Linked DNA regions of Mus musculus: regions 2 and 3 are each linked to region 1. The links are chromatin loops, found by intact Hi-C in ENCODE. Cell type or tissue: left cerebral cortex. All regions are shown on one strand. Region 1 holds the start of Snph (syntaphilin). Region 2 holds the start of Tmem74b (transmembrane protein 74B). Region 3 overlaps Psmf1 (proteasome (prosome, macropain) inhibitor subunit 1).

Region 1 (8,000 bases):
TTGAGTCTTCCGATAGTCACAGACACTACATAGAGTGTCTTCCAGGTACACATGACAGACTGTAACAACAGAAAAGTCACACTTCTTCCAAGTGTGGTGGCATGCACCTATAATCCCAGAATGTAGGAGGGAGAAGCAAGATGGTTCTGAGCTCGAGGCCAGCTTGAGACCCTATCTCACAAAAACAAAACCAAACTTAGCAGATCCTGCTTCTAGAAGCCTCTAAGGACAGGAAAGAGTCTGATCCACTTGGGACAACTGTATAATTCAACTGAACATGGTTACAGAGTGATTGTAGGTGGTCCTTCAGACTCTTGCTACCTTCTAGCTGCTGGGGAAGAGAACGCACAGGCCTCTAACACTGCTGAGACCAGAAAGAATCTTACTATCATTAACTTAACATAGGATTTAAAGATGCTAATGACATCAGTTTTCTAGGTCTTCTTGATTCTCCTTCTCTTTCTCTGCCCCCAGATTATAATGTTTATCAGTATCCCTCCTAGACATCTTTTCATACCTGCATACTGGGCTTCCTGAAACGCAGGATTGGCTCTAGCTCTTTCCCATAACCATGCACTTGGCCCAGAGCCTAGCTAATGAATGATAACAAACACTGAGCCCTGTTCAAAAGGACCGAGAATCCCTCTACCCTGTGCTGGAATAGGGTCACATTTAGACTCAGAGCCAAACAGCACATTCAGTCTGTTTGAGCGGTGGGGACACTGTCTCTCAGAGGGAGACTGGCTTACCCAAGGTGACCCAGTCTAAGGGAGGGCTCAAACTAAAAACAGTTCCTTGACTCCCAAGCCGATGTGTCCTCAGCTCCATACTTGCCAGGTTCTATATTATTTTAGTTGTCCAGTGCTGGGCAACACTCTCAGCCTCTCTGCCTGGCATCCTCACTGCAAAACGGGTAAAATGATGTATGGAGCCTACACATTAGGATGGTCTGAGCAGTAAATAATTGAAACCATGTTGGGCTATTGCACAGGGAGCACCTAGAAGGCACATTTGTCATGGCTGTCACTCAGACCCAGCCGTTCTCCTTGAGAAAGGGGAACCCTCCATCCGTCAGCTACACAGAGCTCACGGCAAATGCTCTGCAGCCCTGACTCACACACTCCTCTCAGTTCAGCCCAGCACGTCCTTTGCAGCAGTCATCCTGGGGAGATGCCTGATCTGCCCTCATGATCGATCCTTCACAGCTTTCCTGGCTCTGAACTCCATGCCTGTGTGCAAGGGCACACACACACACGCATGCCACACACGCATGCCACACACATGCTATAGCAGGGGGTAGGTGGGAGGTGGCAGGATATGTGAAAGAGACAAGGCTTCCGAGCCACATAGACCACCACTTCTTCCTGGGCATCCCTAGGCATGTCCTGTATCTCTCCAAGCTCCTGTTTCTTCCCTTTCTAGCAGAGACAATAAGGATCCCCTACAGCGCTCTGGCATTCCATAACTGATATTAGGAATAATAGATAGTCATCCTTTTTTTTTTAAAGTCCTCTTAATGGAATTTCAGAACCAGGAGCTCAGGGATCGTCTAGTCCACTCTTCTCAGTATACAGATGGAGATGAACAATTGCTAAAAAAAATCAAGTCCAAGGTCACACAGTGAGGTGGCACTTGGACGGAGTCTGGGACCTTGGTCTTCTAACCTTCTACTGCTTTCTGTATTAGCCTGGTTAGCTCTCCTGTGCAGCTTCCCTCCCTCACACAGTGATGGTTGGAATCACTCTTCCCAATTCTCTCTAATCACGAGTATATTGCATGAATAATTACTAGTAATCTCAATATATACTAATCTGAATATTATTAATCTCCATATAATGGCAACCCACACCGGTGCACCATCTGACCTTTGAAAGCCAACTCACCACAGGTTTTTTGTTTTTTGTTTTTTGTTTTTTGTTTTCCCAACATAGCTTGTTTGGAGGTATCATTTTCTCAAATGTATTTAACTCAACACTTATTAAGCACCTACTTTATGCCTTGTCATGGGCCAGAGGCTGGAGACAGAGAAGCAAAGACTGGGCCTCTGCCAGAGGGAGCTCACAGTCCAGCAGGGATTTAGGACAGAAGGGATGGGAGGGGGCATCCCACTCTTTTGACCTAACTGGTGCTGCGGCAAAAACTCCACCCCACGCTGTTGGGAGCCTCCTTTATGTTGCTGGAATAAACTAGAGCTAGACAGGATGGCTGGTCAGTCGGCTGAAAATGACAAGAAGGAAGGAAACAGAGAATAGGAAATGTGGGCCCCAGAACTTGACTCTCTTGCTTCGGTCTCAGAAGAGATTGTGCAGGGAAGGCAAAGATTGAGATCTGTGATCCTGGCTCCTGCTCTCTGCCAGCACTCAAGACTCATGTGCTTCTGTTCCCATGGGATGCCACCTATGGATGACAGGGTCTTCCAAGCTCATGGCTGGATTATACATGACTGCAGGCAACTGTCATTTGCTAGAACTGTCTTAGCTCTTGCGACGGAAATGTTCTCATCTTCTGGTTGCTCTGGAAGAGTCTGGTGGGGCAAACATGAACTCCTCTCTCTCCTAATTTGCCTTCAAATTCTGAATCCTTGAAAACCTACTGTGTGTGTCAAGCCGTTATCTCAAGAGCTTTCATATGAATCTCATCTCACCCTTAGAACTCTGAGGCCGGTACCATCTCCCAGGTTCACAAATGAGGGAAGGTAAGTAACTTGTCAGGGCAGGGATATTACCATAGAATCCTCTGATGCTTCCAGTGTTGTGAGACCCAGAAGGTCAACATTCCACTCAGGAAGTCCAGAGTCAAAAGAGAATGGCCAAGGGGACCTCAATTATTTCAAGGTCCGAACCTTAAATGGTTTTAATGGACAAGTCTCCAGAGTTATTGAAGCCACACTCAAGTGATATATTAAAATTGTACGGATCATCTAGCCCAGCCTCTGCACTGAACAGACAAGCAAACAGACACCCACACCCCAGAAAATAGTAAGATGGCTACTTGGAGCCAACCAGCAAGTTAAGGCCCAGAACCTCAGCCTATCTCACTTCCTTACACCCCTTGACTTGCAGAGACCAGCATTTTCTGGGAAACTCCTCCAGCCCACCCAAGTACCCCCAGGTGGGCAGAGAAGGCCAAGGCAACAAGCAGCATGTGACCAGCCTCGCCACCCCTGCAGCGTTGAAGCAAGGGAATGTGGGGAGTTTAGAGGCTGGCAGGTGTTGCAAGCCGTCTGGCTCCCTGCTAGGGAGTGGAAAGAGAAAACAACAGATACCCTGGAAGCTCCAGGGAGACTGAGGCAAATTTCTCACTCTAGGGATCATGGGAAATTCTGCCAGATCTACTGTAAGGCTCTGATGTTTATCAGTGGGCAAGATAGGAAGGCAGTCACAGGCACTTGACCTTGTGGTGGGTGTGCTGTGCGGTTCCAAAGAGAAGCTCACATGTTTGCAGAATGCCAGAAGAGAAAAACAAACAAGAAGGGCGAGGGGTTAGTTCCCTAAAACCCATCTACTAGATGTCAAAGACCTTGGGCGTCTTCCCTACTGAAAACAGCATCCTCTAATTAATTAGTAAATTTCACGCTAGGGAGAGGGGTGCTTACGAGGATGTGGGGGAATGGAGGGAGGCTAGGGATGAGTCACGTTAATCCCCTCCTCGCCTGGTACCTCTGCGGGATCGCGCCACCGCAAGCGGTCTCAAACTGACCCTGGCGGCCGCGGAGCCACGGAGGCCCCCTCCCGCTCCGCCGTGGCCTCCTCACCTGGGTCCACTCGCCCTCCGCAGTCCGGCCGGCTCGCACGACTCCCGCGCCGCTTGGCGCAGCGCCTCTGCAGTCGCTGCAGCAGCCGCCTGGCGGTGATCAGCAACCTGCGGCGGTGGGGAAGAGAGAGACAGAGGCGGGTGAGCGCCGGTGGCCGCAGCCCGCAAGCTCGGAGGACACGCTGCCCGCCGCGGGCTAGGGCAGCTCCTGTGCTTGGCCGGCGCCCCGCACCCCCGCAGTTGCACTCCTGGGTGCGGCGGGTGAGGCTGGGCGGTGGGCCCGGAGGTCCCCGGGGTCCTTGTCATCACCTGCGAAGGCTTCCATGGTTTGGGCTGCCCCCAGGAGGGCAGCCGGATTGCTCTCCCGAGCCCCAGCTGAAGGTGGCTAGCGGGTGCTTGCTGGGGCTGGGGCTGCGGGGAGGGAGAGGTGGAGGGCGGGGAAGGAGAGGTGGATGGAGGGGGATGAGCCAGTCGGCAGCTCGCCGGCAGCTGCGTAAGCCTCCCGTCTTCACTTTCCTTCTTAAAGAGATAGTTGGTTTCGCTCTGAGAGCCCTGGAGCCAAGACATCAACAAGCATGCATGGGGTCCTTTATTACCTCCAACTAGCTGTTGCTCAGAGGTGGGGGATGGGAAGGACTTCAAAGGGTATCTATCCCTTCAGCTTCTGGGCCTCAGTATCTCACCCCTTGGCACACATTAAGTAGTAGTATTATCTGGACGCCTTTAGAAACATTTTTGACCCCCTAAACCAATTTGTGAATGTCAGGAGTTATTTAATGCGAACAGCTCTTGCCTTAAAAAAAAAAAAAAAATCTTAAAATCCCGAAGGTATTTAAGAAATGTTATCCTTTGCAGTATTAAAACAGTAAGCTGGAAAGTTGGGCAATAAAAAGCGAATTAATCCTTATTGTGGGTTTGTCTCCTGCCTTTTACCTGACATCAAAGGGCTCAAGGGACCACAAAGTCCAGGAAGCTGGATTTCTAGCGCTCCCATTTCTGGCCGCCATAAGTTAACTTGCTGGCCTGGTTTCTTGCCTGCCCCACTGGGTGCAGTAGGAAGGGGCTCCCTTCTTGAAGCAGCCCTTTCTGGTCAGCTGGGCCTTTGCTCACTACCTTCTGGGAAGTTTTCACCTTGCTGTCTTGCTCTTATTCTAGCTCAACTCGCTGGTGTCCTCTCACATGACTTTGCCCGCCACTCATTTTGCTCTTTTGCTCTTAAATTCTTCCTTGCTGGGCCTCTACCCCCAGCTTTTATTTGCTAGTTCATGGGTTTGGAACAACCGAGACGTCCAGTTTGCTCCTTGGACTCCTCAAAGTCTCTGCTCAGACACTGCTATCTCAGGGAGGTCATCTGCCATTGTCAACTTGACTGAATTTACAGTCGACTCGGAAACATATGTTTGAATATGTCTGTGAGGGTGTTTGCAAAGAGATTTCCCTAAGGAAAGAAGAAAGGCCCACTTTGGACGTGAGCTAGGGCCCGGACTGGATAGGGTGAAAAGAGAAAACTCATTGCGTAGGAACATTCATCGCTTTGCTTCCTGACTGAGGACACAACGCGACCATAAGCTTTCTGCCATGTCTCCTCTGACATGATAAACTATATTTCCCTCAAACTACAGCCAAAATAGTCCTTCCCTTTTAAAGTTTCCTTCTGTCAGAGATTTGGTCAAGGTCCTGAGAAAAGTAATAGACCTTTTCCAGTCAACCTACAGAGCGCACCGACCTCCTCTTCCTTCAGTCGCTTGTTCTTGCTGTATGTACACATAAACGTGTGTTTGTGTGGGTGTAGGTGTGTACCCCGGAGCTTGTATGTGTGTGGGTGTGTGTGCACACCAGAGGTTGTGTGGATGGGTGGGTATATGTATGTACACCAGAGGTCCTTTTTAAAACCACTCACCACTTTCGTTTTTGAGACAAGGTCTCTCAATGAGCCTGGCTGGAGCTCACTCCCTGATTCACTACACTAGTGTGGCCCTGCCTGGCTTCTTTACCTGGCTGTTTAGATTCCCATGCTCACTGGAAGGCACTGGAGTGGCTGAGCCACCTCCCCAGCAATGCCCTCCCTCATGCATTTATGTCTGAGTTTTGCTGTTTTAATTATCTGTAACTGAAAAAAGACAGTTAGTTACTACCTGTGATAATCTACATCACCTCCCTTAGAATGTACACATTGTGAGGGAAAGAACATTTTCCTCTTGCTATATCTTTAGTGCCTAGGACTGAAGCTAGCACATGGAAGATGATCAATAAATGCTGGCCTGGACTGAACTTGGTGCCTCTACTCTCTACCCATGCTGAGTTTTCCAACAGAATTAGCAAAGCAACTTCATTAATTTACATTAAGTCTCTGCACTATTGGCCTGCTATTTCAAAAGTAGCTTTGTAAATATTCATAATACCTACCCAAAAAAGCATTATTTTAATTTTTTCTATTTCTTATAAGTCAAATCTTTTTCTATAGTGCATTTTTATTAAATCTACCAGGGTTTCTTTCTTTCTTTTCTATTTTTTAAAGTAGTAAATGGCTATGGGGGGGGGCATTTGTTACACCTTCTCTCTATTAAATCTCCAGTTAAATTTAATTCTCTTGCCTAAAGGCCATCATTATATTATATACACTATGCAGAAATATAAAAAGAGCAGTGGTAGCAAGAACAGTACACTGGAATTGAAAAGGTCATGGGAGATTAAAAAAAAAAAAAAGACAGGACAAACAATAACAACAAAAACCCCCTAATACTACACCAGAGAACTAGTGATGGCATGCTTTATCTGCCTTAATTAAACAAGTAACGTCTTCTTACTTAAACAATACCATGTAATCACTGCATGTTTATGGGGAGAGAATTTCTAAGACTGTGATCTATCTCCATATCGTCTTCCTGGTTTTTTTTTTCCCCTGGTTATTTAAAAGACTACATTTCCCAGAAGTCTCCACTAACAATGTCCCCAAAGCAAGAGAGCTCTTCCACCCACACTACTCCCATCTGGAATGGTGTCAGTCAGTAAAGAATTCTCCTGAGCCTCAGAAAGCAGGTGATTGAGAAGAGAATCAGTGTTTAGGAATAAGGGAAATTGCAACAAATGAGGGTCACAAACATAAAACAAGATAAAATTATTCCAAAGAAATCAGTAATTTTATTTTGCACTAATTAGGAAACATTACATTTAGATTTTTTTTTTTTCAGTTTCAAAACCAGTTTTTATTCCAGTTCTGGGCAAGCACCTTGCTCTCACTGAATGCAGCAAGAAAATTTGAACAAAATACATACACGTGGGAGCTATGTGAGCATTCTTAAGGGAAACCATAAACAGGGCTAACTAAAGAAGGCCGTCAAGGTTTAAGTCACTGGGATGGCAGAACTTAGCTTTTTGGTTTTTTTCCCCTTGGATCTCTTCCAGCCTGGGCTTCAGCCAGCAAACTCTGAAACTGGGAACCAGCACGAGAAATCTTCCAAACAACCCTTTCCGCTCTGCCTCGAGATCCAGGAGAGGAGGCATCTGATGCTCAGTATGTGTGGGGGAATCATTTTTCTTTTCAGATCCTTCTCCATTTTCTCACAGTTCCGTTCTCAGGCAACGCTGCAGTGGCTGTTGGAACAGCAGGAAATGGCAGGTGGAAGAGGAGTTACTCCATCGGAGTAGGTGTGGTCCTGAAGGAGGCGAACACCTGCTGGCTTTTGCCCCTTGATGGTCCCACCCTTAGCTCCAGGTACATGTGTGGGAAGCTGGCAGCAGGGCAGAATAGAGCAACACAGCTCTCAGCTGTAGCTTTCTGATGAATCCTTAATAATGACCATGATATATGCAATACTTTTCTGCACTAATAAGCACCAAACCAAGAAAACAATCTTAAAAGGGAAGAGGAAAAGATATATTAATTCTATAGGAATGTTTTGCATAATTGGGATTTCTCGTCATAAACAATAGAGGGTAAAAGAAAGCAGAACAAACTTAATAAATGGGTAAAAGAGTTGTCAACCAGATTGTAACATTTCTCAAGAGTGAAAGTAAAACAAGGACATTCTGAAAGAAAGGGAAGCTAAGAGCATCATTGAAAGCCTTGCTTGGGGCTGATCCAAGGCCCCAGGCACATATGTAGCAGAGGACTGCCTGCCTTGTCTGGCCCCAGTGGGAGACAATACACCTAATCCTGTAATACTTGATGCCCCAGAGAAGGGGGGTGTCTGGGGATGGGTCACCGTTTCAGAGGTGATGGGGAGGGGCAATGGGGTAAAGAACTC
Region 2 (8,000 bases), 71 kb after region 1:
CACACACACATACCATACATACATACCACACATACACACACACATATACACACACATACATAACACAAACACACACACACACACACACACACACACACACACACACAAGATTATTTGCAAAAAAACCCCCGTAGGACACACACATACACACACACACACACACACATACCATACATACATACCACACATACACACACACATATACACACACATACATAACACACACACACACACACACACACACACACACACACACAAGAAGCCAAGCTCTCTGCACTTAGGTGCATTCTTTGCTATGAAGCAAAGAAATTCATATATGTGTAAACCCATGTATATGTACATTTCTGTAAACATTTTAAAACAGATCTTGCCTCAAGATTATTTGCAAAAAAAAAAAAAAGTAATGTGTAGGAGTGTCACACAGTTCCATCTGCCTTCACATTAGCAGATAGAAGCCTTTTCTCTGGGGCCTTCACAGGGGCCTGGGCACCTTTGAGAGCCTGAACTGGAGCTGAAGCCTGGGCCTGAGCTAGAACTATGGCTGTAGCCTTGGTTTGAGCTTGGACTTTGCTTGGCATAGCCTGCAACTCCTGGCCATGCAGAATAGAATCTGCCTCCTAGGGGTGGAGTCAGTGACGAAAGCCAGATGGCTGAGTTTGTGGCTGGGGCCCTTTGGCATCTTGGGCTTAACTGCCTTAGGCTTCTCAAGGGCCTTGATGACCTCTGCACATGCATTCATTGCCTACACCTTCTGTAGGTCTTTCTTGTGCTTCTTGGCAAAGCACGGTTTCCTCAGGAACTTGGGGTCAAACCCCTTAAGAGATTCATATCTTTGTGACTGAGATTTCTTGATGTCGTTTCTGTGCCATTATCAGGATTGGCTGTATAGATGTGGTTCTTGGACTTGGCCACGTCTGCATGGTAACTCACGGCTCCAGAAGCACGTAGGGCTGCTCTGTAAATATTTCTATACATCACCACCCATATCTGTATTAAGCTGAACGTGAGTTCATATTGATATCTCCGATTCTCACCCGCTGCTGCTGTGGGTCATTCTAGCTTTCTCTACAGGGGTCATATTTATCTAAACAGTGTTGCTCAATCACTTGGAATATATTTCTGGTCTTGTAAAACCAAAAAAACCTGAGCTGGACAACCAAAGGTCAAATTCACATGATAAAGGGGATAGAAGGTTAGCTAACTTTCTACTCCGACTCTTCCACGTTGGAGTTCCCCCTGTCCTGAGAAGAACATCCTTCTTGGCCTTCAAGGCTTTGCAGAGACCTGGCACAGCCCCATGTCCTGCCATGCTCCTACCTTGGTCTCCCACTGTGACCATACCCCCTCCATGCCCACGCTCACTGTGCTCCCTTCTGCCCCAAGGCCTTTGTCCACGCTAGTCCTCTGCTGGATCTCTCTTCCTTGCTCTTTAAATACTTGCCATCTATACAAGTGCCCGTTGTGGCCCAGTCCCCTCTTCTGCTAAAATGCTATCCCATCCCCAAGACTCAAGCAAGCACCCTGCCTGAGACGCGCACAGCACAGTGTACCTTTGCTTGTTATCCCTCACTGTGGCTACAGCACTGCCTGTGTGCATCCCTTTTCCTTCTGGAATATCACCGGAGTTTCTTGAGGGCAGGGACGGGCTCTGCTTAGTTGCAAGTATACAACAAGAGCAATAGCTGTGCACCTCTCAATTCTTTATTTAAAGAATAGATATCAAGGGCCCTTTTTAAGTCTCGGGATACACCAGGGAGGGGAACAAAGTCTGTACTATACACTTGGCTCTTTTTTGCTTTGATTTTCTTAGTTTTGATTTTGGTTTTCCAGACAGGGTTTCTCTGTGCAGCCCTGGCTGTCCTGGAACTCACTCTGTAGACCAGGCTGGCCTCCAACTCAGAAATTCACCTGCCTCCCAAGTGCTGGAATTTAAAGGCCTGCATCACTGCTACCCAGCGTGTTACTTATTTTTAAGCAGAAATGATACTGAGCAAAGAAATACACTATCAGGAGCTGATGAATGCCCTAGTGAGAAGTTCTGAGTGAAGGCAAGCAGGGTGCCAGAGCGCTACTCTTTTTAAGAAGATGGCCCAGGCAGGTGGTTCTGAGAAGGTGACATGTGAGCAAAGACTTGAGGGAAGTGAGGGAAGAGAGTGACCACTGAGGATGTGCTGCAAGGCAGGACTATACAGGGCAGGGAGGGAACTGTGGACACTCTAATGGCTGGGATCTCATGGAATTCTTGAGTCCATTTACAGATGGGAAAAGGAGCTTAAAGAGAGAAGTTTGTACGAGGTCATACACCTGCGAGGGGTGGAGATGGCACTGCACAGGAATCTGGTGCCATTGCCAGCTTCCCTGTAGAGATGCAAATCGCTCAGGCCTCTCAAAGAATAGAGGGAGACAGCTTTGGAGGCTCAGCACGGGGCCCACAAGGCTTCCAAGACAACCTTTGTTCTCCTGGTGGGTGAGGACTGGATGCCTTTGGAGTAGGACCAGTGAGCCTTTGACAGTGAGAGAGCGACGAAGCCAGGGCAGGGATTTTCTCACCTTAGCTGTCTTCCTGGATGTCAGAGTAGCCTCCGCTCACACTGGCAGAGTACTCAGGGTCAGCAGTCATGATTCCCTTGGACAAAGGTGGACAATAAGGTTCAGAAAGATGATAAGACTTACTTGAAGCCGGCCACGAAGTTTTCCCGGAAACCATAACCTTCCCTTACTCACCAGACCTCTCTTTGGGCTTGGCCTGGGGCCCCCAAGAGGAAGAAGTTCCCTTTAAAACAGAAACCTGTGCACCTGCACCGGGCTCCACAGGTCAGAGGAGTGCCTAGATGGACGAACCCCAGTGTGTCCCTGAGGAAGCCAGACAGGCTGCCCGGCAGAAGGAGCTTTGCAGGTGGCTTTGGAGCTCAAGAGTGTGCGTGGCCGTGGACAATGACCCAGAAGGACACCCATCAGAAATAGAGGTGGGTAGAGGCTTCGTTTCTGCCTTCACGTGGCGCCCGTGAGCCATCGAGCCCCACGCAAGGATGATACTCCGGATCTACAGACCTTGAAGAGGACCCTGGGTCCTACCTGGGGTGGGTAAAGCATCCCCGGGTGCCGCAGGGTCTCCCCAGAGGCGGGGGAGGGGTCTTCTCCCCCGCCCCTTCCTCGCCTCGCCCCGCCCCTGTACCCAGCGCCGCGGGCTCCTTGCCTAGGGTTTCCCCGGCCAGCGTGCGCGGGCGAGACAGAGGTGGCTCTAGGGGCGGTGGGGGCCGGGCACCCGCAGCCGGCTCCCTCCCCACGCTAACTCTCCCGGCGCCCTCGCCCGCCGCGGGCGGAGCTCGATCGGCGACGCTCCAGGATCCTCCGCTCCCGCCCTGCCTTATCCCTTCCTTCTCGGAGCCCCCCAGCGGCCGACGCGGTGCAGCCCGGCGCGGCGCGAGCAGGTACGTGCGCCCGGGCAGCCGCTGCGGGCGGGCCGGGAAGGGGGCGGGAGCCGGGGAGGGCGAGGCAGCGGCCGGGCCGGGATCTGCGCACACCCTCGGCAGCCCGGAGCTCTGTGCTCCCGCGTGCGGAGACTAGGGAGGCCCGACACGGCTCCGCACGCCGACCGCGAGCCGCCGGCGCAGGGCCCGAGGCGGGGAGTGGCAGCGAAGGACAGCTCGCCTGACCTCGCGGCCCGCCGAAGGACACGCGACCGGGGCTCCGTGGAGCACGCCGGCCCCGCCGAGCCCCAGCCTCCCAGGGCCGCCCCTCTGCGAGCGCTGACCGTCCGGGTCTGGCCTGCTCTGGCCCGTGGCGTATGCGGTCAAGGGCAGGAGCAGGGGGTGTGAACTGCGGGCCGGCGGGCGCGGGGGAGGCGGGAGGCCGGGGTGCTGGGGCTTTCCGCGCAGAACTTTGGGTATAACCGCGTGGACCTGCGTGTATGCATCTGCGCGCCTGAGGCTTTGTGTACTACGAGTGCGTGTGTCTGTCGATTGGGTTTGCGAAGCCTCACCCAGCCTGGCAGTGTGTCCAGCTCCGGGGTGTCAGAGTGCGCTATGGGTGAGAGTGCTGGACTTGGGCAGGTCTGGGTGGATCCTGCTTAGATCTCAGTAGTGCTAGAGGTAGTCTCCATTCCTTTCTCCCTTTCTTCCTCCTTCTCTCATCCCGCCCTCTCCCTCTCCTGATTTTACCCTCTTGTGGGTACCACCACCAGAGTGACCCGAGAATCTGTGAGTCACACTTAGTTCCCGGGTCTGTGGGCATTGCTGTGGGAAGCGTCCCGAGGACAGTGAGTGTGGAACAGGGCGGGGGTGGGGGGGCTCTTGCCTTTCAGGAACTATAGGACTGCAGATACAATTACAATAACTGGTGTGGCTTCGGGCTTGGAGTGTGATCCATGAGCACCAGCATAGCTCTCTCTCTCTCTCTCTCTCTCTCTCTCTCTCTCTCTCTCTGTGTGTGTGTGTGTGTGTGTGTGTTGTGTGCAAGTGCGCGCATGTGAGCTAATGTCTGGATAATTGATAAGCAAGCCCTTTAGTAACTTACTAAGCATCTTATGAGAGAAACAGACATTCCAAAGCAGTTAAAGGGATGAAGCCTCCTTGTGTCTGCTCCTTCACCCAGGCATCCCAAGGAAAAAGTTTTGAGTAAAAGAGAGTCCTGTTCTCTTTTATTTGTGTGCCCCAGATATCCTCTGGGATATGGAGGCACTAATGCACCATCTAGGAAAAGTGTTGTGGACTATCCCCACGTTCTTCAGACTTACTGAGGGCTTAATGGGTGGGGGCCATAAGTGGCACCTACTTTCAGGCTCTGAGTAGCTTTGAATGCCAAAAGTAAAAAGCCAACTAGCACTCCCGTCCATCCTTTCTATCCATCCTCTGGGAACTGAGAGAAGGCTAGGGACCCAGGGAGATGTGGAGAGACCAGGATTCCCATGCCTGCTGTCTCAAGTGAGGGTTCCAAGAGCCAGGGAAGGGAGGTGGAGTGTGGGTTTTGCAAGTATGTAGGGAACAGAGATTCTTGGGGTACATATATTCAACTCTTGGTCCCTGGTCCCCATACATACCATAAGATCTTGGTTGTGTTTTCTAAAATGGGGATAGAGCTGAGCTATTCCTGAGTGAGGTGTTAACGAAAAAATCTAACAAGTAGTCAGTGCTCAGCGTGTATTAAACGGACACGGCAGAGGAGGAACACAGTGATAGCACGGAGTTGTAAGCGGTAGCAGCCTTTGAACTAGGATGAAAGGCCACGTGTTTGTTAAGAGATCCACATAGGAAGGTCAGAGAGACTTCCCACCTCTGCTCTCGGAGTTTCATTCATTCATTCATTCATTCATCCATCTACCATCACTTCAGTTATTTGCTCGTGTTTGCACAGAAACACAGGCGCCCACAGAACACTGGACAGTGAGTGACCAAGGGACACAGAGAAGCAGCTTTCATGTACAGATACATGAGAACAGGAGAGCCACGCCACACCTAGGGTCTCTGCTGACTGTGCATTTGTGTGCCAGGGCTGTGTGATGTATGTACCCTCAGGACATCAGGGTATGTATTGTGCTTCTGTGGGGTCAGAAGGTGTGCCTATGAAGAGTTCAGAGCCACATAAGGGAAAAAGCCCCATCACCAGTGCCAGGTGTGTGCTATGCGGGGATGGTGGAACATGGCAGGCAGATTTGCAAGAGAAGTTGGGAATGGGTATCTGCTGCATATACATGGCTCTGGGGATCAGCCTGCCTGGGCCTTCATACCACGGGAATAAAGAAAGGACAGACACCGACATGCAGAAAAGCTGAGATCCAGGTGGTCTGGGCTCGCTGGTGGGGAATCCACAGCTCTCCTAGATCAGCGTAGTTATTATATGCAGAGAGGTGGGGTTGTTGAATATGGCTAAGAAAGAAGGCAGGTTATTACAGATAAACAAGAAGGCAGGGATAGTATACACAGCTGAACAAGGAGGCAGGCTTAGCTAATCTTGGTAGGAGGAGCCTTCTCTGTAGGGGATGTCATCAGGCCATCAACAGGCAGTGGAGGGAGAAAGCTCAAGTGGACGTTTTCTGCACACACTGTCTCCCATGGGACTGAGGCATTGGGGTTCTCCATATGGGGTCATGCCCATGTCAGCAATACACATTCATTGAGGGCTTCACTTGCTCCCTACAGGAAGGTGCATATGGCATCTTTATATACATAGGCACATCATATACATATATGTTTTGATGAATTAGTTGCATATATACACACATATACACTTGTGTGTGTGTGTGTGTGTGTGTGTGTGTGTGTGTATGCAACTGATTCACCAAAACTCAATGAATAGATTTGGAAATGAACTAAGCAGAGCCCCAGTGAACTCAGTCTGGCCGATGACTGTAGGTTGGTGGCCTTTTGACACAAGTGTGCATGTGCAGTGAGTCTGTGTGGCATGTCTCCAGGTATGTGGTGGTGTCTCCTTTTTGTCCCCATCTCCCAACCTCTGCATGCTTACACAAAGGCATTTGACTTTGACCTCAGTCAGGGCTTTCCATTCTCTACCTTCCTTGTCTGGTCACCACCCCTGGACCCTGTCCTTCATGCAGCTGACCTGCCACCTTCTAAAATCCACGCAAATCCCAGCCTTCCTGGCTCCAACAACTTGACTGCCCAATGCTTCTTGTCTTGGCTTTCACAGACCTCAGTGAACAGGACCAGCTAGTTTCTGAGGTCCCCCTTCCCCCTCTAGAATACCCCCATGCTGTGGCTGCTAGAGTGTTTCCCACTCGTGCCAACACCCCCACACCAGGCTTCCACCCACTAGTGCCTGTACCATTTCTCTGCCACACCTACATCATCACCTCGCCTGACACATGTTCACACAACCTCACCTGTTAGCCGAACTGGCCACAGCCTGATGGGCATCACTTGCTGAGCTCCTTACGACAGCCTTGTGAGAGAGGATTCCCATGCTACAGATGAGAACACTGCTTCTGTGGAGGAACGCAGTCATTTGCCTAAGCACAAGCAAGGAGGCTGTGATACGGACCCCACGGCCATTCTAAACTCCTCCATCATCACAACGGTATCCCGTCATTATACTTACTGGGTACGATTACACAGAGGTTACCTCACCCTCTCTGTTAGCACTGTGGGGTAGAGAGTGGCATTGTTATTGTCACTGGGGGTTTTGGTCAGTGGAGAAACTGAGGCCAAGGAAGCACAAGTACGTCAGTTACCGTGCGATCAGGCCCTTGCTCTACTGTCCACAGCTCCCCACAACTGTGCTAGGGACAGCGTGAAGATGGGCTCCTGCAGGCAAATTCAACTGACATTCTGTTTTCTCTTCTAGCTGCCAAGGGGCCAAGGGATGAGCTGGGGTCATTCTTTCCAATGGCATCTCCCCCTGGTCTGGAACTGAAGACATTGAGCAATGGTCCCCAGGTTCCAAGGAGAGCGGCCTCGCAGGGCCCCGTGGCGCCACCCAGGATGGGTGTGGAGAATGCCTGCTTCTTCTCTGAGGAGCAGGAGACTCATTTCCAGAACCCTGGGGATGCCAGACTGGGTAACGCCCCCAGTCCCCCTGGAGGTGTCCCCTCACTGTCCCGGTCCCAGCGGGATGATCTTTCTTTGCATTCAGAGGAGGGACCAGGCCTGGAACCTGTGAGCCGCCCGGTGGACTATGGCTTTGTTTCTGCTCTGGTTTTCTTGGTGAGCGGAATCCTCCTGGTGGTGACAGCATACGCCATCCCCCGAGAGGCCCGGGTCAACCCTGACACAGTGACAGCAAGGGAGATGGAACGCCTGGAGATGTACTACGCCCGCTTGGGCTCACATCTGGACAAATGCATCATTGCGGGCCTCGGGCTGCTCACAGTGGGTGGCATGCTCCTCTCTGTGCTGCTCATGGTCTCTCTGTGCAAGGGAGAGCTGTACCGCAGACAGACCTTTGTCCCCGGCAGGGGATCCAGAAAGACCTATGGCTCCATCAACCTGCGTATGAGGCAGCTCACTGGGGACGGAGGCCAGGTCCTAGTAGAGAATGAGGTTGTT
Region 3 (8,000 bases), 84 kb after region 1:
AGGATGTGGCAAGGTGAGCGCTGTGGTGAAGTCAAGGGAACAGTCAATGAGATGTCGTTTGCTGGGGTCAGAGATGCACAATTCCCTTCTCTGGGACTTACTAAATCACTCACAGAGATGAGTGCCTTCAAGAACGTGGGCAGTTCCTGACTGCAGGCCAGGGACTACATGAACCCCATGGTTTCCACCCAAGAACCCTTGTTCATCCATTCACCAGGTTTGAATAGCTGCTATATCCAGTTCTAGAGCTTTCTTTAGCATTCAAGAAATGAAAGCCCAAGGAATACTGACTGTCTTCTAAAGTTCAGGTCTATTATTATCTGGAGAATTTCCAAGATGAAAAGCACTGGCTTGAGGAGATGGTGATGTCAGGGATCATGGAGAGGGCCAGGTCCTTTCTCCACTCTGAGATGCCTGCCTACCTCCAGAACTGGGTTATCCTGGCTTGGAAGACAGTGTAGCTTAGGAAGTTAGAGGTCTCCCCAGCACCACAGAGGGTGGGTGCTGACCAGGGTGCTGAATCGACAATGGTGCTTCCATACAGGCTAGCTAGGAGGAAGAACTGGCCTGTTCTTGTGACTAAGGACCCCGGGACTGTTTTGGTCCACACTGAGCAGGGAAGCCTTGGGTGTGAAGACAGAGTTTCTGTGATGCTGAGGAAATCTTTCTCATGCATGATGTGGACTAGCTTTTTCATCCGTTTACTTCAGAGTAGCATCTATACTGCCAACCCCAGAGGACCAAGGTGAGCAGCAGCTGGGGCTATGTGGCAAAGCATAGCAGATCCCAAATCCAGCCATGAGACCCAGAAGAACCCCTTAGCTCACCCTCAAAGGAGCTTACTGGGCCTGTCTCCTGCAGAGTGGAGGTTGTGGCAGGTGTTCAGATGCCCCCCTCTAATCTGGGTTCTGCTAGCGCTCAGGAACACGAGGAACACCCAGAAAACAGTCTGTTTCAGTCTCTGCCCATACTTGGAATTAGGTAGAATTTCTTTCTCAGACAGGTCCTGACTTTTTTCCAGATTCTGGGATGGATTTTGTCTGGTGACCATGCTCATGTGAAGTTTGGGTACAGCTCTACTGAAAAGCTCTAGAGCTGGGCAGATTTAGTTCAGCCATCCCTCAGGGATATGTCCAGGACTAATGCTCCTAATCTTCACCTCAGGTTGTAGTAAGTACCGTCTGGCATAAGAAGCTGTGCACACAGTGGGAACCAGATAAACTCTTGTCTCCTTCACTGGTTTGGCCCAGAGTCACTCTCCTTTGTCTTTAAGCTCCATTCTTACCAATATGACTTCCACGGCGGCTGCTGACACCCACTGAGCTCCCACTACCTTTGATAAGACACATTTAGTGAGACTCTCCAGTAGCCACACAGGCAGGGGTGACACCACTTCACAGAGGAGGAAAGCTGTACCAGTAATGTGCTGGAGCCATTTCCACGCTTGCTTTCTGTCAGACCTTCCTCTCCGAAGTGGGGCAGAATGACTAATGAACTGAGGATGATGTTACCTCACAAGGGCACCCAAATGTTTAGAGATATTTATGAAATAAATATGCTTGAATGATCCATAAGGCTAAGGGGATGGAGTATATATTAGGGGTACAACCAGGGAAAAAATGAAAATATGAATTCATTAATCATGCATGCCATCAACTAAGGCTGACTGACTCAGTTCTTTGTTCCTGATATGCAGGTGAAGGTAAAGGGCTTCTACACTTGAACATCTCAAATTCCGTGTGCACATGGAAGGTGGGAAACTTGTCAAAAGGCAAGTTCACTGGGGCTGGAGATAAGGTTCAATACTCAGAGCAGCTACTGTTCTTCCAGAGGACCTGGATTCAATGCCCAACACAGCTCACAATTATCAGTAGCTCCAATTCCAGGGACTCTAATGCCCTTTCTGGCCTCTGTATGTACCAGGCATGCATCTAATACAAATACATACACACAGGCAAAACACCCATACACATAAAAATAAAGTGGTAAGTCTGGGGTGGCCCCTGAGAGTATTCATTTCCAGCAAGACTTTGGTAGTGGTGGTACTGAATAGAATGACTTCACCATTCTCCAACCTTGTGATCTGTGAATTACAACGGGACTTTGCAAACAAGACCTTGAAGGTCTTTGCTTAGAACTGTGGATTGGGGCTCGGGATGTACTGTATACAAACTCCTGAGGAGTCTTAGGAGATGGTGAGGCCATGGCAAGCAAGGGTGTGGTACCCTTCTACATTGTTGTTATTATATGATCATAGGAGGCTCAGCAGATCTGTTCCACTGAACCTTCCCAATGGCAGAGATAGGAAAAGTGCACGAGGGCTTCCCAGGACCTCTTGTTGCTAGAGTCTGAGGTGATAGGTTCTCACAACCAGGTGAAGTCAGTCCATTTAGCTTTGAACTAGGAACCTGAATGTGAGCTGAATTGGGCACAAGGTGACAGGGAAAGGCATACACTTTCCGATGCAGACTTGGACAGCTGCTACTGTACAGTTCCTACTTCTCAGACCATGGTGATGAGCTCTCTGGCTAAGTTAAATGAGTATTTACTGCCCGGAACTTCCAGACTGGCCCCTCCTCCTCAGTTGCTCTGAACCATTACACTGTGACTTTCCTAGCACTTGCTTTATGTAGCTTATTTGGAATGACACGTGCATGTGGTTAGCCAGGGTCCTTTGTTGGGAGCAGAGGATGGGCCTTCCGCTTCCACAAGAACAAGTGAGATACTTAGACTTCCTGATGCATCCTCGGACCTGGACAGTTACCAGAGCCTTGCCAGTCTACTGCTTATACCCTCACTCTCTGCCATGCTTGCCTTTTGACCTGTTCTCAGATTCCTGGTCAAGTCCAGAGAAGTGATTTAGGGTGTGGCATCCCAAGGGCAAACAAGGCCTAGATCTGGTGGCTAGGATGCCTGCCTCTGAGCATCTGTTCTAGTTTTGAACAGTGGTCAGCAAGCAAACAAGTATTACTGACAAGCAAAAGTGGGGCTATGCCTGGGATTGTCATTGGTGGTGGAACCTGTCTCTATTGGAACTGCACCGAAGTATATGTACAAAATCAGGTGACAGAGAACATGAAGTGATCCATGGATTTGTTTTCCTCCTGCAAAGAAGACAGCTATGGATCAATGATAAAATGTCACCAATGACAAGACGAAAGTCATGAGGAAGCTGGGTTCTGGAGGGAGGTTGGACAGATGTGTTACCTGTTTTCCAGCTGTGTGTCAACAGGTAAGAACTCTAACAGGAATGTAGCTCCATTTAATACTTGGTACATTCCTGGAGTTGAGGTCTTAGGAGACTCGTGGTTTAGATTGGAGGTTGGCTTGAAGCTCATGACTGAGGAGAGAAACGCAATGCAAAACTCAGCCAGCTCTAAGAATAGAAAAGACAGCAAGCCAAGAAGAGAAGGTGGGATGTGGGCCGGTGTAGCCTAGAAATAGTATGAGTGGTCTTATTTAGCACCAAAAGACAATGATTTAGAAGTAGACCTTGATTCTATTTGTAAGCCACTAGATGAGCTATGAGATTTCAAACCAAGTGAAAATGATACTGTGAATCTTATTAGATGTCCGAAGGTCTCAGGAATTTCCCCCAGAGAAAAGACCTTCTTATATCACAGCCAGCCCAGAAGTCAACCCCAACTCCATGGGGTCATAGCCACTGCCCCGTGGCTGTTATCAAAGCCAACAGGGCAAGCTACTGTGGACTCTGCTCTGCATGGTCTTGGTCAAATTTTTCCATTAAAAAACAAAAGCAAATGGGACAATACAAACAAGATATGACTTGACATCACTAGTTTGGGTACAAGCAAGGATTGGTGAGGATACAGAGAAACTGGAGCACTACCTCTGGTATGAAAATAGCGTGGCTGTTTTGGGAAACACTGGCAGTTCCTCAAAAAATTTAACGTGTTATTATGGGACCCTGAAAATCCATTCCAGATACATTCAATGACTTAAAAACTGCCCACGCAAAATAACAAAACCCACTTTGTACATGAATGTTAACAGCATTCAATATAACAAGCAAGGAGAAACAATCCAAGCATCCATGAACTTATAAATTAACAAATATGACATAGCCATGCTATGATTGTACAGCCATGGGGAATGTCGATGCTACAATCACATGAACAGTGAGGACAGAGAGTGGGAAATGCTGGACACACAGACCACACACTGAGTGATGTCACTTATGAAAACTATCCAAAATAGGCAAACAGACTGGAGGGTTGCCTGCCCAGGGGAGGGAAAATGGGAGTGATTGCCAGTGAAGATATTTCTTTTGGAGGAATCTGGGGTTGGATGCACAGCACTGTGAATATCTCCCAACCCACTGAGTTGTGTACTTTAAAATAGTGAATTTCATGGTTATGTAAATTCTCTTAATAAAGCTATTAAAAAAAACAGGTTATAAAGTGCTATTTATTTACTGCAAAGGCTCCAGTCTGGAGGATCTATGGGACATACACTGAAACATTCCCTCTTGCTGTTGGCCGTACACAGCTGGGAGGAGGTTAAGTGACAGAGACTGAGACAAGTTCCAGCTGCTTGACAAGTTCCTGGAGGCACCATTCAAGGCTTCCCACATCTATGATACTGGGTTTCTTAGAGATACTATATAAGACTTATAGGAACCAAACCAAACCAGTCCTTTCTCCAGAAACACTGCAGTTTGTCTGTAGAAAACAGAACTAATGTATGATTATATTTTTTATCTTTGCTACTAAAAAGCCCAATGGAAGAATGTTTCAACTTTTACCTTTTCCTTTAAATCAGGGTCCAAGTTATCTACATTCCCAAACCTATCTGGAGAATTCTAGCCACTGTTCCTTTAATGCTTCCTTGCATAAAAAAGGGATGCTTTAATGAGCAAAGTGTCCTAAGCTCTTTTGCAGGTACCCAGTTACCAACAGAACCCAAACATCCACCTGCCAGCCCTCAAGGATGAAGTTGATGCACAATGGACGTCTTGTCCTTGTCTCTGCATGGTCTGTGGCCTCAGAGCACAGAATGGCCTACACCTTCAAGGTGGTCAGTGCCTGACCCATGGGATCCTTCAACAGCTAGGGAGCCTGCTCATGCTGGATTGAGCCCCAAGCCCAGCCTCCCTGAGACTGGCCCTGGTCCTGTCAGTCCAGTCTATCTCCCCATCTATCCTGGAGCCACACATGGTTGGGCTGCCGGCCATGGAACGAAGCGCTTGGTACTTGATTTGGTGTCTCCTGGAACAGTACGCCATTGTGCTCTTCCAGCTTTATGGCACAGGGGTAGAGCACTGCCAGTGCCTGTCAGCTGGGGCTTCAAATATCTAGATAATTCTACAGATTGGGAGAGCTTGGACACAGGCTTCCAAAGACAAAGGCTCCCCTTCCTCCTGGCTGGACCCATGTTCCTATGCTCTTGTCAGTCCCAGGAGGACATGAAGAGCAGGTAATAGACACAGCGTACCTTCGTTTTCTCTTCTCTAGTACCTAGGGCTATTCCCATCCACACAGCTCACTACAGAGCTCCAGTGAAGGCACCTCTGATTTCACAGGTCGTTACTAGGCTCCTAAGAGAAAGGACTTCTTTAGGGTCACTATGAAACTAGCCTACAGGTCTGTTCTGTTTATTCCTCTACTTACAGGCCACTGCAGCCCAGGGAGAGTCAACAGGCTGCTCAGAGCAACTGGTTGAGCATGCCCTTGGGAGGAGATGGCAGTTTTTCTAGTGTGCCTGCTTTGGTGAAATCATCCTTGTGGCTCATGGATTCCAATCACACTTCCACCCAGAAAGCCTGGGTGGGGCTCATCTTAGTGATGTCAGGAGCAAGAGTAACTTGTGACTCGAGGGTGCTTGAGAAGAATGCCCTGTAGGAATCCCGTAGTCCTATGCAGTATCACACTCTTAAGAGTTTGTGCATTAACAAAAAGGAGCGTGGAAGACTGGCAACATGTATTCTGTATTGACATTTGGTTCTTAATAATAACATCCAAAATGCGTTCTGTTCTTATAGCGCTGTGACCGCGACTGCATCGGGTGGAGGGCTGATGTTGCCGGAGTCTTCCTTGCAAGTGGGGAGGAGCTGGTGATTGAGACACACTAATTTCTCCGTGGGACCTATATGCAGCTTGGTGGGGTGCTGCAGCAGGCACCTCGGCTCTGACAAGGGCTGGGGATGCAACCCCAGCAGGCCTGCAAACACATGGGCAGAATCCTCTGCCCCAAGCCCACAAGAATACTGACGCTGATGGGGCCAGTGGTGGCAGCTCCTGGAGAGTAAAAGGGAGGCTGAGCTGTTACATTCTTGAGGCCTTCACAGGTACATGTCATCGTAGCCCGGTGGGGGAAGATGGTCAGGGTTAGGTCTGCAATGTAAAGAGGGTCTAATGAATTGGAGAATGAGGCTGAGTACGCAAGAAACATGCCCCGTATGGAGGAGGCCCACAGAGTGACATGGAGTTTAAGATCATGAACTCTAGGGCCAGATGGCCTGGAACTAAATTTTACCATGGCTTAAACACCCAGTCTCCTGGCCTTGCCCTTCTCATCTATAAAAGAACTATTGACATAAGCATTTCTTCTCCTGTGTTGTCCTTGCAGGGTCAATAGCGTGCTGGACAGTTTTACATAAAGTTGATACAAATTATAGTCATCTGAGAGGGGGAACTTTGATTGAGAGAACATGCCTCCACAAGATCAGACTACAGGCAAGCCTGTAGAACATTTCCTTAATTGATGGGGGAGAGCCCAGCCCACTGTGACTGGGGCCACCCATGGGCTGGTGGGTTCTGTAAGAAAGCAGGCTGAGCAGGCCAGGGAGAACAAGCTAGCAAGCAGCACTCCTCCATGGCCTCTGCACCAGCTCCTGTCTCCAAGTTCTTGCTCTCTTCGAGTTCCTGTCCTGACTTCTTTTAACGATGAACCCGTGATATGGAGTCAAATAAACTCTCTCCCAAGATCCTTTTTGTTCATGGTGTTTCATCACAGCAATGATAACTCCAACTAAGACACCAAGGGAAGAAGGTGAGGAGAGACCCCCTAGGCCTCCAGGGAGGCAGCATGGCAGCTGTGCCTGGAGTCAGATACCTCGGCTGCAGTGCTGGACTAAGCTAAGCGGAGCTGCCATCAGGTCCCACCTCTCAGCATACCTGAGTGAATACCTACCCAGATGGGCTGGTCCCAATGGGTCCAAAGGGGTCAAAGCGAGCTCCTGGGGGCACAGCACCAGGAGGAAGCCGGTTTGGGAGGCCTGAGGATGGGTCAATAAGTACTCTTGGGAAGCCGGATCTCAGGGGATCCACAATCATGCCACCTCTCTGACACCTGAGACAGGAAGGAAGCTGGGTAAGCAGGTGTTACAGAGACTACTGCCCTTGAAGAAGAGAGACAGGCATATAGTGAATAAAAATTGACCAGCATGACTACTCTAGAAGTCCAGGAAGACAGGAGAGCAAGTCAGAGTGAACAAGAATACAAAGAGCACACAAAGTTGTGCACCACTGGAGCCAAAGGGCCTGCAGCAGCAGAGGAAGTTCTGTAAGGATTCCGTGAGCCCACAGGACAGAGATCTCTGACACATCTTACATTTAGTAAGATCAACTGGTCAAGAACCAGAGCTAGAATTGGCCAGGATCAATACAGAACTCTCCAGCTCTGCAGAGTTTATCCTAAGTCTAGGAGTAATAGCGTCAATACCATGATGAGGGTTTGCTATTTTCTTTTTCTTTTTTTTTTTGGTTTTTCAAGACAGGGTTTCTCTGTATAGCCCTGGCTGTCCTGGAACTCAATTTGTAGACCAGGCTAGTCTTGAACTCAGAAATCCGCCTGCCTCTGCCTCCCAAGTGCTGGGATTAAAGGCGTGCGCCACTACCGCCTGGCCGAGGGTTTGCTATTTTCTTAAGGGCCTCAGCACAGCTGCTAACTGCCTGTGGGTTGCCCAAGCCTGGCTCCTGCCATTCTCTGTCCCTCACTGAGTTCCACAGACCTGACTTCATGCACTCAAGCTGAGATAA

The links. A loop is a pair of places that touch in the nucleus more often than their neighbours do. Peaks named below come from ENCODE experiments on the same cell type or tissue, not always from the same donor. Only the 100,000 strongest peaks of a DNase experiment are listed, where the experiment ranks them.
Region 2: it touches region 1 in a loop (2.0-fold over the local background); 2 of 42 quality-filtered maps call a loop at or near these places.
Region 3: it touches region 1 in a loop (2.5-fold over the local background); 2 of 42 quality-filtered maps call a loop at or near these places.

Annotation. Positions count from the first base shown.
Region 1 is chr2:151,628,394-151,636,393 of GRCm38, forward strand. Snph (syntaphilin) reads right to left here and starts at 4,200. Exons shown (of 6, transcript NM_198214.3): 1 at 4,063-4,200; 2 at 3,755-3,861. It overlaps Gm46786 (a long non-coding RNA gene), which reads left to right and starts at 6,486. Exons shown (of 3, transcript XR_001783621.2): 1 at 6,486-6,792; 2 at 7,159-7,468. In left cerebral cortex, a CTCF peak has its summit at 3,846; DNase peaks (open chromatin) are centred at 739, 1,097, 2,401, 3,247 and 4 more places; H3K4me3 peaks cover 4,233 bases; H3K27ac peaks cover 5,698 bases.
Region 2 is chr2:151,699,015-151,707,014 of GRCm38, forward strand. Tmem74b (transmembrane protein 74B) reads left to right here and starts at 2,994. Exons shown (of 2, transcript NM_001160363.1): 1 at 2,994-3,431; 2 at 7,300-8,000. The coding sequence starts at 7,341. In left cerebral cortex, a CTCF peak has its summit at 3,383; DNase peaks (open chromatin) are centred at 2,997, 3,348 and 3,979; H3K4me3 peaks cover 1,535 bases; H3K27ac peaks cover 1,145 bases.
Region 3 is chr2:151,712,333-151,720,332 of GRCm38, forward strand. It overlaps Psmf1 (proteasome (prosome, macropain) inhibitor subunit 1), which reads right to left. Exons shown (of 7, transcript NM_212446.2): 6 at 7,153-7,311; 7 at 3,730-6,353. The coding sequence ends at 6,302. It also overlaps a transcript of Tmem74b not described here. Among named protein-coding and RNA genes, the nearest start is that of Tmem74b, 14 kb to the left of the region's middle. In left cerebral cortex, no CTCF peak of the experiment used is centred here; DNase peaks (open chromatin) are centred at 1,337, 3,385, 3,946 and 4,175; H3K27ac peaks cover 1,601 bases.